2 separate regions of the Homo sapiens genome follow, and region 2 is linked to region 1. A link is a contact called in ENCODE Hi-C or POLR2A ChIA-PET data. All regions are on one chromosome and are shown on one strand. Each heading gives the region's core, a stretch centred on a gene start or an enhancer-like site at or near the end of the contact. The rest is flanking DNA. Distances are from core to core; before and after follow the strand shown. Region 1 holds the start of CREBL2 (cAMP responsive element binding protein like 2). Region 2 overlaps DUSP16 (dual specificity phosphatase 16).

Region 1 (6,128 bases), core at 1,682-4,181:
AGAGGAGAAATGTATGTGTTTTTTAAAGGAATTGCATGCCTTGGAGGTTCCTTTTGAGAAGATGATATAGGAAAAAAAGATTGAGAACCGTAGATATAGAACACATCCAGGATGCTGAGAGCACATTCTTCCCCTAACCATTTAAAAAACACTTTGCTGTGTTTGCTCTTCTAATCAGTCTGATGCGCAGCTTTCCCTGCCCACCATAAGTTTTACATCCTCTTACCTTCAACTTATCACCACATAGATATTAAACTTGATCTGTATTATTTTTTACCAGATGCTTTGTTTAGTGAATGGTCTAAGTTTTCTGTATGTCACCTCCTGGATTATAAAGTCCTTGAGGATTTACACTGTAATTTTAGAAGTTAATACACCTACTAGGTGCAGTGGCTCATGCCTGTAATTCCAGCACTTTGGGAGGCCGAGGCGGGCGGATCACGAGGTCAGGAGATAGAGACCATCCTAGATAACACGGTGAAACCCAGTCTGTACTAAAAATACAAAAATTAGCTGGGCGTGGTGGTGGGCGCCTGTAGTCCCAGCTACTCGGGAGGCTGAGGCAGGAGAATGGCATGAACCTGGGAGGCAGAGGCTGTAATGAGCCGAGATTGCACCACTGCACTCCAGCCTGGGTGACAGAGCGAAACTCTGTCTCAAAAAAAAAAAAAAAAGTTGCATGGGACACACTTTCCTAAAAGAGTATTTGCGGTTTATCTGAAATTCGAATGTAATTGAGTATTCTGTGTCTATATTGCTAAATCTGAGAACTCTACCTCAGTTGGATTTTGCAAGGGTTGAGAAAGCACTTTGTGAGTCTTTGAAAAGGTGTGAGCCAAAGGGCTCTTCAGGAGCAGCATTGACAAATATGCAATCTTTGTCAAGTTCTCAAAGGCCCGAGGTAGGCCAAAACAAAAACAACAGTAAAAACAAGCTCACTGACTTTATTAAATGAGGACACAGCCAGTTATTTTTAAAATAACTTTATTGAGATATAATCCACTCATTTAAAGTGGTTTAACTACAGTTAAACTACAATTTAGTGGTTTTTAATATATTCACAGGATGTGCAACCATCACCAAAATCAATTTTAGATAATTTTCTTTTCTTCTTTTTTTTTTTTTTTTTTTTTGAGTCGGAGTTTCGCTCTTGTTGCTCAGGCTGGAGTGCAATGGCACGGTCTCAACTCACTGCAACCTCCGCCTCCTGGGTTTAAGCCATTCTCCTGCCTCAGCCTCCCACGTAGCTGGGATTACAGGTATGCTCTCCCAGGCCTGGCCAACTTTGTATTTTTAGTAGAGATGGGTTTCTCCATGTTGGTCAGGCTGGTCTCGAACTCCTGACCTCAGGTGATCAGCCCACCTCGGCCTCCCAAAGTGCTGGGATTACAGGCGTGAGCCACCATGCCCGGCTGAATTTTAGATCATTTTCATCACCTCAAAAAGAAACCCAGTACTCATTAACCGTCACTCTCCTTTCCAGGATCCCTCCATCCCTGCCATTCTTCAACCCTAGCCCTTGGCAACCACTAATGGATTTTTTGGTCTATTTAGATGTGCCTGTTCCAGACACTTCATTATAAATGGAATCATACAATATGTGGCCTATTGTGTCTGGCTTTTTTCACTTCACATAAAGTTTTCAAGGTTCAGACATATTGAAGTGTGTATATCCCTTCATTTTTTTTCATTGCTGAATAATATTTCTTTCCTTTTTTTTTGAGACAGAGTCTTGCTCTGTTGCCCAGGCTGGAGTGCCGTGATCACAGCTCACTTCAGCCTCCAACTCCAGGGCTCAAACGATCCTCCCACCTGGGCCTCCCGAGTGGCTAGGACTACAAGCACCACCACCACACCCAAGTAATTTTTAAATTTTTTGTAACACACCCAACTAATTTTTAATTTTTTTTGTAGAGACTGCATCTTACTATATGGGTCTTCTTCCTTCTTCTTTCTTCTTCCTTCTTCTCCTTCTTCTTCCTTCATCGTTCTTCTTCCTTCTTTCATTCTTCTTCTTCTTTTTTTTTTTTTTAAATACAGTGTCTGGCTCTGTCGCCCAGGCTGGAGTGCAGTGGTACAATCTTGGCTTATTGCAGCCTCTGCCTCCCAGGCCCAAGTGATCCTCTCATGTCAGCCTCCCCAGTAACTGGGATTACAGGCATGTGCCACCACACTCGACTAATTTTTGTATTTTTTTGTAGAGACAGGTTTTGCTATGTTGCCCAGGCTGGTCTCGAACTCTTGGGCTAAAGCAATCCTCCCGCCTCGGCCTCCCAACGTGCTGGGATTACAGGCGTGACCCACCACCCCTGGCCAGTATTTCTTAATTTGTATAGTCCACACTGGTTTATCCATTCATCCAGTAAAGGACATTTGCGTTGTTTCCACTTTTTGACTATTATGAATAATGCTGCTAGGAAAGAACATTTATATACAAGTTTTTGTGTAGTCACTCGTTTTAATTTCTCTTGGGTATGGGAGTGGCCAATATTCTGAAGAACTGCCAAATTTCTTCCCAAAGTAGCTGCACTATTTTACATACTTAGTTTTTGTTTTTCGTTTTTTTTTAAATAAAGAACCTTTAGGGTTTCCTCAGCGTCCCAGAGGAGGGCCTGCTTCCGGCACCCCGCCTTCAGGGCTGCCTCCGCAGAGCACCAAACTCCCGTCCCCGCCATTCCAGGCCCTGGCACTTAGGAGCCAAAACCTCAGGTCAGGCGCACTTTGGGCCTCCAGCCCAGCCCCGCCTCCTCAGCGCTAGCTAGTAGGCAAAAGGAAAACAGCTGCCCCTTAATGAGGCTATGTGGACATCGTAGTTTTTTTTCCAGTCAGTAGCGCAGAGACTGTGATAAGAAAAATCACAATTCCCAGAATGCCGCGGTGCTACGGCAGCCGAAGGGGCCATTCCGTGTGCAGCGCTCCCGCCCACCCTCCGGTCTCGGCGGCTCTCCAGAGCGTCTGTAAACACCCAGAGACTGTCATGGAGGGGGAGGAGGAGGCGGCGGCGGCGAAGGGAGGCGTTTGGGGCCGCCTCCAGGGTCCGCTCTGCCATTCCTGAACTGGTCCCTCGTCCCCGTGACTCTGGCATCAGGGAAGCGAACTGTTAGGCGAGAGGAGGAGGCAGCCAGAACCATATCCCCTTCTTCCTCGGGGCGGGGGCCGGGCCAGGCCGGCTGAGCCGGGGGAGGGCTCCGGGAGGGAGTGCCTGGCCAGGCCGGCCTGTCTGCCGCGATGGATGACAGTAAGGTAAGTCTTGTGGTTTGCACGCGCCGCCGCCTTCTTGTCGCTCAATGCTAGTCCCGCGGCTGAACCTCCGCTATGTAGTCCACGCCAACACCCAAGAGACACCTGCCTAAAACATCCCTGCGCCTCTCCAGTCCACTGCCCGATGGTACCCAGCCAGGAAATCAGGGAACACCGGGGCTGCGTTTTTCCAGGAAGGGCCCTCTCTGGAAATTTTTCACTCCCAGGGCGTTTGCTAGCTTTCCAGGTAGTGCAACCCCTAGTCCTTAACTTGCCTGTCGAGATAAGAAACTACTGTACTTTTTCTTCTTGCACTTTTTTGCTGCCTCCTCTCTCCAGTTTGGAGACTTTAGTGCACGCTGAACCAGCCTTATTCCCCTTGACGATTCCCCTTCTCTCAGGCTCCCTTACTCAATGCCCCATTCATATAATCAGTTCACTCCCCCTCTGAGCTATTTCCTGTGGTTGGTTGGAACACCGCTAAGCTCCTGTTGCTATTTGGCCAGTGTGGAGTTTAACCTCCACTAGAAAGCCTTCTCTAAAAAAATACTGATTTTCCTCTTGTTAACTTTAATAGCCCATCACCATCCAATTTCCCTGTCCAAATCACTTACTTTATGATTATAAAATAATAGATAATGTTCATTATTGGTTAATCCAAATAGTTTATCTATGTATAGCCTTTTTGTCTTTATTTATTAATTGAGACGGAGTTTCGCTCTTGTCGCCCAGGCTGGAGTGCAATGGCGCGATCTCGGCTCACCACAACCTCCGCCTCCCGGGTTCAAGCGATTCTCCTGCCTCAGCCTCCCGAGCAGCTGGGATTACAGGCATGCACCACCATGCCCGGCTAATTTTGTATTTTTGGTAGAGATGGGGTTTCTCCATGTTGGTCAGGCTGGTCTCGAACTCCCAATCTTAGGTGTCCGCTCGCCTCGGCCTCCCAAAGTGCTGGGATTACAGGCGTGAGCCACCGCGCCTGGCCGCCTTTCTCTCTTTACATCTACCCACATTAGTGTTGTTTAGTTTTATTTCCTGAAGATAGGGATGGTCAAAGATTTGTTTATTGATGTTTCAGGTTGTTTTGGATTTGGACTTTTTTATTTTAAGGAATCAGACTTCTAAAATTTGCCAGTTTTTAAAGTAAAAACCGTCCTTCTTTGTGCTTCTCAGCGTCTTCTGTTTCACAGTCTTTGGCATACTCTTTACGATAGCTTTGTCCTTTGTTTGGGTGTCTTTTTTTGCTGCTGCTGCAGTTTTTGTTTCACATATCCTCAGAGAGATTCAAAAAATTTCCAACTTCTCTGTGTTCCTTGTTTTATTCTTTCCTTCTTGTTTTCTCTTCCTCTTCATGTAGAAGGCTGTGAGGAAGTGACAGATGGAAGGGAAAGCCCAGTGCAGTACTCTGGAATTGTTACTCACCTAGAGGAACGGATTGCTTGTGAAGTAGTAAACCCCTCTTAATAGGAAGTGGTATTTCCAAGACAGAAGGGGGGCGAGTTTCAGGAAGCTATCAGCTCATAAGAGTGCTTAATATGCTCAGTACACACATTAATTCCCTTGACAAGAATCTTGCCCTTGTTTGTTTACAACAATGCAACAGAATGCGGGATAACATTGTAGACTCTTCAGTTTTACTATAGTAACATTCGTGGGGTATGATATTGGGGAAGTGGTATTTCCAAGACAGAAGGGTAGCGTTCTAAAAGTTTTCCAGAAAAATCAGCAAGTAATTTTTTTTTTTTTTTGCTTTGAATATTTCTTTGGGGAGGGGACATCACACTTCTTTCTTTTTTCTTTTTTTTCTTTTTTTTTTTTTTTTTTTTGAGACGGAGTCTCCGCTGTATCGCCCAGGCTGGAGTACAGTGGCACGATCTCGGCTCACTGCCGAGAATTGCTCTTGGGTTCAAGCAATTCTCCTGCCTCAGCCTCCTGAGTAGCTGGGACTACAGGCGTGTGCCACCACATCCAGCTAAATTTTTATTTTTCGTAGAGACAGGGTTTCACCATGTTGATCAGGCTGGTCTCAAACTCGAGTGACCTCAGGTGATCCGCCCACCTCAGCCTCCCAAAGTGCTAGGAATACAGGTGTGAGCCACTGCGCCCGGCCAGGACATCACACTTCTACTCAATGAAGATAAACGTTTTTACACCTTTTGTCTTTTTTACCCCTATTATGCCACGAATTCATAGGGAATAAGTTCTAGTAGCTCAGGCTGTTTTCCACTGGTGGAGTAGGCTGGTGCTTCAATTGAACCCAGGTACCTTTCTTATTTAGTTTCCTTTTTTTTTTTTTTTTTTGAAATAGGGTCTTGCACTGTTGCCCAGGCTGGGGTGCGTTGGTGTGATCACAACTCACTGCAGCCTCGAACTCCTGGGCTCAAAGCAATCCTCCACCTCAGCCTCCCAAGTGGCTGGGACTACAGGAATGCACATCCATTCCTAGCTAATTTTTTGCAGAGATGAGGGTCTCACTGGCTTTTTTTTCTGATCATTTTCCTTCACACGTTTCTGGAAGCTGTCAGCTCTTAAGAGTACTTAATATGCTCAATATACACATTAATTCTCTTGGCAAGAATCTTTCCCTTTTTTGTTTACAACAATGCCAACAGAATGCTGGGTAACATTGTAGACTCTTCCAGTTTTGCCATAGTAAGATTTGTAGGGCATTAGTTTTTTTTTTTTTTTTTTGAGATGGAGTCTCTCTCTGTCCCCCAGGCTGGAGTGCAGTGGCACGATCTCAGCTCACTGCAATCTCTACCTCCTGGATTTAAGCGATTCTCCAGCCCCAGTCTCCCGAGTAGGTGTGATTACAGGCATGGGCCACCATGTCCGGCTAATTTTTTTTTGAGACAGGGTCTTGCTCAGTCGCCCAGGCTTGATGCAGT
Region 2 (6,128 bases), core at 1,801-4,300, 77 kb before region 1:
CCGCAGTCCGGCCTGGGCGACAGAGCGAGACTCCGTCTCAAAAAAAAAACAAAACAAAGTGACTTACAAGAAAGTGCTTTATCTTTCAGTTAAAATACACATGAAAAAATACTGGAAAAGGCCTACATGTATAAGAAAGGGACAGACTGGCTTAAGTAACTTATAAATTATGATAAATCCTGCAACATGGTATGCAACATTTAAAAACGATGGTGTAAAAATATACTTATTGACAGCCAAGGATGGTCATGATATATTGAGAATAAAGTCAAGTCTCAGAACAGCTAGGTAAAATAGAACCTCAAACACCCACAGGCATACAAACACATACGATGGATATGTATAAAACATAGTAATAGTTTTACTTAGGTAATTAAACGTAATTGTCATACTCTTTTCCATAACCTTGGAAATTATGAAAAATATTAATATAAGGTCATGACATACATTCAGACCCAGGAACTATTACCAGGTCCTACTGTACTCCTTCTTCTCAGGACCATTATAAAAGTTTGGGTGGGCAAAGGTTAAGAAGATGAGAACTGGGCACAGTGGCTCATGCCTGTTATCCTAGCACTTTGGGAGGCCAAGGCGGGCAGATCACCTGAGGTCAAGAATTCGAGAACTACTTGGCCAACATGGTGAAACCCCATCTCTACTAAAAATACAAAACTTAGCTGGGCGTGGTGGTGCATGCCTGTAATCCCAGCTATTCGGGAGGCTGAGGCAGCAGAATCGCTTGAACCTGGGAGGCGGAGGTTGCAGTGAGCCGGGATCGCTCCATTGCACTCCAGCCTGGGGGACGAGAGCGAAACTCTGTCTCAAAAAAAAAAAAAAACAAAGAAGATGAACAAATGTAATGTATGGAAATTAATGTTTACCCTCAAGGTAAAAGCTGAAATGGATTTATAAAGAATTATTTTAAACAGCAATAATGTTTGAGGGGTGGGGGAAGTGAGAAAAATGAAATTTTAAATCACATGTTTATGACTATGAAGCTAGACTTTAAAAATAGGTCAGTTAGGGTATGACTCTTATAATACAAAAGTTTATTTGGTATACAAAGGATTTATAGCTAATGTATTTTTTAATTATATTCACTAATACTTGTAAAAGATCATTCAATTTATAAAGTTTCCAAAATAAACCTGTTTAAAGTGTCACAAATGCAACGCAAGATGACTTTCATTGCTCTCACTTGGAAAAGTGCAAATTCCTCTAACAAAGTATATGCAATGGCTTCGTCACTATTCTCAGCTCCTAAGCAGACATGCACAACAAGGTTTGAACACATTCCAGGCGTGGCCTTCAAGCCCGGACCACACCTGCTTCCAAGGCCCTGCGGCTAAAAATAACTCTGGGGCCTCAAAAATGGGACACCAGCCAGGCCCAGGGGTAGCTGCAGGCCCCTTGCTCAGCTTCAACAGCAAAAGCAGGAGCTACAAAAACTCTAAAATCACAGAACACTCCACCACAGGCTTCCTTCTCTCAGTCTCTTTGTGCCAGTCACCTACAACCTAGGCCTGCTCAGTTTCTTTGCTCCATGAGGGCAAAACTAACCCTAGGAATTTAGAGACAAGTGAGGTTATTGTTTTTAAAAGATACTGTGGACTAGGACTCAGGAGACCTTGTTCCTAATTTCAACTCATCTACTAAAATGCTAAAATGGCGTATACAGTGTCACTTGACATTCCCCAAGCCTGTGTTTTTCCTACTTGTATAATGAGGAATTCAGTGATCACTAATATCTAAAGATTATTTCACTTAGAACAAAAAGATATTGCTGTAAGTGTGCCTCAGTTCTCAGCAAAGTCTCCTAACAGGGACAGGGCTGACTTATCATTAAGCAGTCATATTATGGTGTGAGAGTTTATACCCTACAACACACAAACTAAAACGGGTAACTCTGGGGTAACTGTTCCAGGTAATTCCTTTGTGACAGGGGATTTTCAAGGCTTGCTCTGAGCAACTATTTCCACTTCTCTTCCAATCCCACAGTATGCAGGAGACCCCTTTGGGGATTTTGTTACTCTACCAGGTAAGGAAAAAAGAAAGGGCGGCCAGGTAGCAGAGAAAGATGCAGCAACAGCATCGCTGTTCATTCACTGCAGGATCCTAGTCTGTGCTAATTTAAGTCATTGCATCTGTCCGCACACTTCCCCCTGCTGGGGCCCTGGAAGTTAATGATATCAGGAAGCTGTATCAGGAGCAAAGTACCACAAAGTGACAGGCCAAGACCTAGGCTGAAGAATCACAGCACCACAGGAAAGCAAGGACACTAAAGGCTAGCGGAGTAGCCCCAGACGGGAGTCGGAACATTCTCTGTCCTCATCCCTTGGTTATTTTTTCCACTTTGTCCTTTCCACTGTCTTTTTCTATAATTCGGCTCCATCACATCATCTAACTGTAGTTTCTGGACCCTTCTTTTGTCCTTAGAGGCTTTGCTGTTTCTTCATCCTCATATTCATCTTAATTTCTCTCTTCATGAGTATAACCAAGCCTCTTCCTGTCTGATGTTAAGCTCTTATCATACATTCATTTTCTATTTTTTGAGGAGGAACTGCCAAGTCCCTTGATGTACTGCTATTATAACAAGTAATATTTTCCAGACTGGTTTGAGACAGTCACCCGTGAATTCAGGTATTTTATCATCTATCAGCCTTTAAAATCTTTGATTTGTTACTCTAAAAAAAAGTTTTATTTTGGAGGAGAAAGGTAAAATTTTTCCAGTTTGGTGTTTCACACATGGTTGGTTATACTAAGTAAAGATCATCAATTCAATATTTTACATTTATATTAGCCCTTAAATACCTCATGTTCCAGATACTAAGTCAGACTTCCACCTAAGCCTCACAGGAAGACACAAATTCTCAGGATTTTCACACTAGATTATTTAGAAAACAAACAAGATCTGAATTATTTTATAATCTAGTGCTCAGATTCTAAAAGCAGAAATAACCTCTGCACATGCAGAAAAAGCTGGCTTCATCAAGAGTCTGCCTGGCACATTAGGACGGACACCTGTGCCAGTGCTCAGCCGCTCAGCCCTGCCCATCCTCCTCCACCAGCCTCGGTGAGCTGTTAGTTCTCCTTACCTCAGCTCCCAGTAACGCTGTTGTCTGATTCTTTAGAAGGGTTTCCCAAACAATCTTAATAGCAAAACAAATAGTAATGGGCTATATCCCATAGAAGAAGATAAATATCAATGAGTCTAAGGGGAAAAAAATTTTTTTTTACAAAACATCTGCTTCTACAAATCAAAGTTTGAGAGAATGGTGTTTCTATTTGCTATTCTTTTTTATTTTTTCTTTTTTAAGAGGTTATTCTGTCATTTTTACACAGTACTATACTTGGCCCTCTATAATTCTGGGTGTAATGTCAGTTGGGTTCAGGCACATTACCTGCAGCAGCAACAAACACCTTCCTATCAAAGTCTCAATTTCCCACTCTAAAATACCAATATGTCAGTGTTGAAGTTAAATTAGGTTTCTAACCCAATGCAGGGAAAAAGAGAATTGATGGCAAGTCCTTGATATTAATTAGTTGAGTAAATGTTGAAAATGACATTTTGAACAAATATGAAAAGATAACATGCCGGTCAGATGTCCAGCAAGCCAAAGAGAAAGGCTTCCTGAAAAATGTAAATTTCAAAGAGAGTTTTGAAAGAAAATAGGGACATGAACCAGCAGAGAGAAGAGAGGAAGATGATTCCAGATGCAGAAAACGCATGAGCAAAGACAGAGGGATAACAAACTGTATGCAGGCTTTCCTGGCTACAGATTATGTCAACAAGTAACAAAATAAGTTGGTAGAGTAAAAGGGGCTAGATGGTAAAGAATCCTGAAGTCTAAAGCCATCTAGGCCACTGTACGCTTTATGAAAATAACATAAGAACACTACTAAGAGAATTTCACTCTGGTAACTCTATTCAGAATGGACTGAGGTGAGAATAGATTTAAGGAGACTGACTGACTAGTCTCCTTACAGTACCATACAGTTTTAGTTGCCTATGGATGCGCTCAGTCTAGAATGGTAACTATAAAACCTGAGAGCCAAGAGACTGTTAATAGTCTAAATCCAAGGCAATGTGCCTGGCACAAGATATACCCTTATTATATGTCATGGGCACTGAAAGTACCCATGAAAATGGCTATCTAGACTACATGATTGAATTATTGCACCAGAATAATATCTGAAAATATCTCAATGTCTTATTCTGTCCCAGCTTCACATAAGCTAATGTAAAGCAAAATGAGCACTATGTACAGGCTCAAGTTTTACTAATTAGGTCATTGTTTATAAACCAGAATAATTAGACATAATAAAAGGCTGAAATAGGCCGGGCACAGTGGCTCATGCATGTAATCCCAGCACTTTGGGAGGCCGAGGCTGATGGATCACCTGAAGTTAGGAGTTCAAGACCAGCCTGGCCAACATGGTGAGACCCTGTCTCTACTAAAAATACAAAAATTAGCCGGACATGGTGGCACATGCCTGTAATCTTAGCTACTCAGGAAGCTGAGGCAAGAGAATTACTTAAACCTGGGAGGCAGAGGTCGCAGTGAGCCAAGATCGCTGCCATTGCAATCCAGCCTGGGCAACAAGAACGAAACTCCATCTCAAAAAAAAAACGCCGATGCGGTGGCTCACACCTGTAATCCCAACACTTTGGGAGGCCGAGGTGGGCGGATCGCCTGAGGTCGGGAGTTCGAGACCAGCCTGACAAACATGGAGAAACCCCCATCTCTACTAAAAACACAAAAATTAGCCAGGCATGGTGGCGCATTCCTGTAAGCCCAGCTACTCGGGAGGCTGAGGCAGGAGAATTGCTTGAACCCAGGAAGTGGAGGTTGCGGTGGGCCAAGATCACGCCACTGCACTCTATCTAGCCTGGGCAACAAGAGCAAAACTCCATCTCAAAAAAACAGGCTGAAATAAAAGGCTGAAAAATAGGTAGACTCTGAAGGTTGACATTTCTTCAAGGATGACTTTCTTCAATATATTTTTCTGTAATTTCTAAGTTTCCTATTTTATAGATAACTTTCATAACAGAAAACTATATATATTTTTAATAAGACGTAACTCATGTCATGTCATGAAAAAAAGATGTGGAAGTCAAAGTGAAACCTAAATGAATTTTAATACACTATCATGACATTCATCCAACAGTGACTATAGTGTGAGCAAATTTTTAAAAAGTTTTTAAATGTAATTACATAGCCCTATGACAGCAATGCTACAAGGTAAAAGACATTCATATGTATTCTACACAAAGCAATATAACTATATATGATTCAGTACCAGGCAATGTTCCTTTGCCAAATGTAACCTTCAGTATCAAAGAACACATATTCAAAATTAAAATTATAAGCAAAATCATTACAAATACAGTAAGCTTGCTATTGATGAAACTTAATATAAACCAGACCATAGAACTGTCTATTAAGAAACTCAATGGCTAAATGCCAAAATATCTAATTTCACCATCTCATCTAAAACATAGTCCACGGCATAGACCCTAAAAATATGCTCACAAAGCTCCACAGTCTAATTCTCTACTGGACAGATTATGAAATACATTCAAAAGAAACCTATCACCATTTGCTATCAACATATTTAAGTGTCACATAAGCATCACTAAGTATCAGAGACTGAAAGCCCCTCTAAGTAGAACACGATAATAAATGTTCAGTTTTTTCTCTTGCAAATAGTGTTCATTCTTCTAATTCTGGGGTGTGGATCTTAGCTAATCTATAAAACTCCAGGAAAAAAATTAAATGAGTTAGTAGAATATATATATATATGTTCATTTATCGAGCACCAACTAGATTCAATTTCCTATAGCACAATTTCCCACTTTTGCCTGATCACAAGAATCACTTAGAAACTTGATAAAAATGCCCAACCAGGCCCACCTCTGGAGATTGATTCGTGGGTCTAGAGTGGAACCTGTGAATTTGCATATTTAACAAATGTCCCAGGAGGTTCAGAGAATCAGGCAGGTTTGAAAACATGCATCCCCGTGCGCCACCACGCCTGGCTAAAGACATCTATCCTAAAGACATCTTTGGTCTTTCTCTCAATGTTCACATTTAATCAGTTGTCAAGACCTACTGATTTTCAGTCTC

Evidence for each region. Hi-C counts contacts between places; a loop is a spot of excess contacts on that map. ChIA-PET counts read pairs that join two places held with the same protein, here RNA polymerase II (POLR2A). Pooled maps may share reads with other maps.
Region 2: a loop to region 1 is called in a pooled map, with 2.3 times the contacts of the local background. The contact joins the enhancer-like site here to the promoter of CREBL2 in region 1. A Hi-C loop is called at or near these places in 1 of 168 maps with a recorded cell type or tissue (astrocyte of the cerebellum) and 1 of 50 pooled maps. POLR2A ChIA-PET finds 5 or more read pairs at or near these places in 7 of 52 experiments (GM12878, PC-9, T-cell and 4 more).

Annotation. Positions count from the first base shown.
Region 1 is chr12:12,608,945-12,615,072 of GRCh38, forward strand. CREBL2 (cAMP responsive element binding protein like 2) reads left to right here and starts at 2,932. Exons shown (of 4, transcript NM_001310.4): 1 at 2,932-3,243. The coding sequence starts at 3,229. It also overlaps the pseudogene RPL21P136. RefSeq lists enhancers at 2,301-3,052, 2,646-2,725, 2,776-2,825 and a silencer at 2,986-3,285.
Region 2 is chr12:12,532,126-12,538,253 of GRCh38, forward strand. The region is part of intron 1 of DUSP16 (dual specificity phosphatase 16); the gene reads right to left. Among named protein-coding and RNA genes, the nearest start is that of DUSP16, 28 kb to the right of the region's middle. RefSeq lists enhancers at 1,925-2,890, 3,072-3,573. Within about 2 kb of position 3,051, at least 9 of the 41 ENCODE cell types and tissues checked have a DNase peak (open chromatin) inside an H3K27ac peak, as active enhancers do.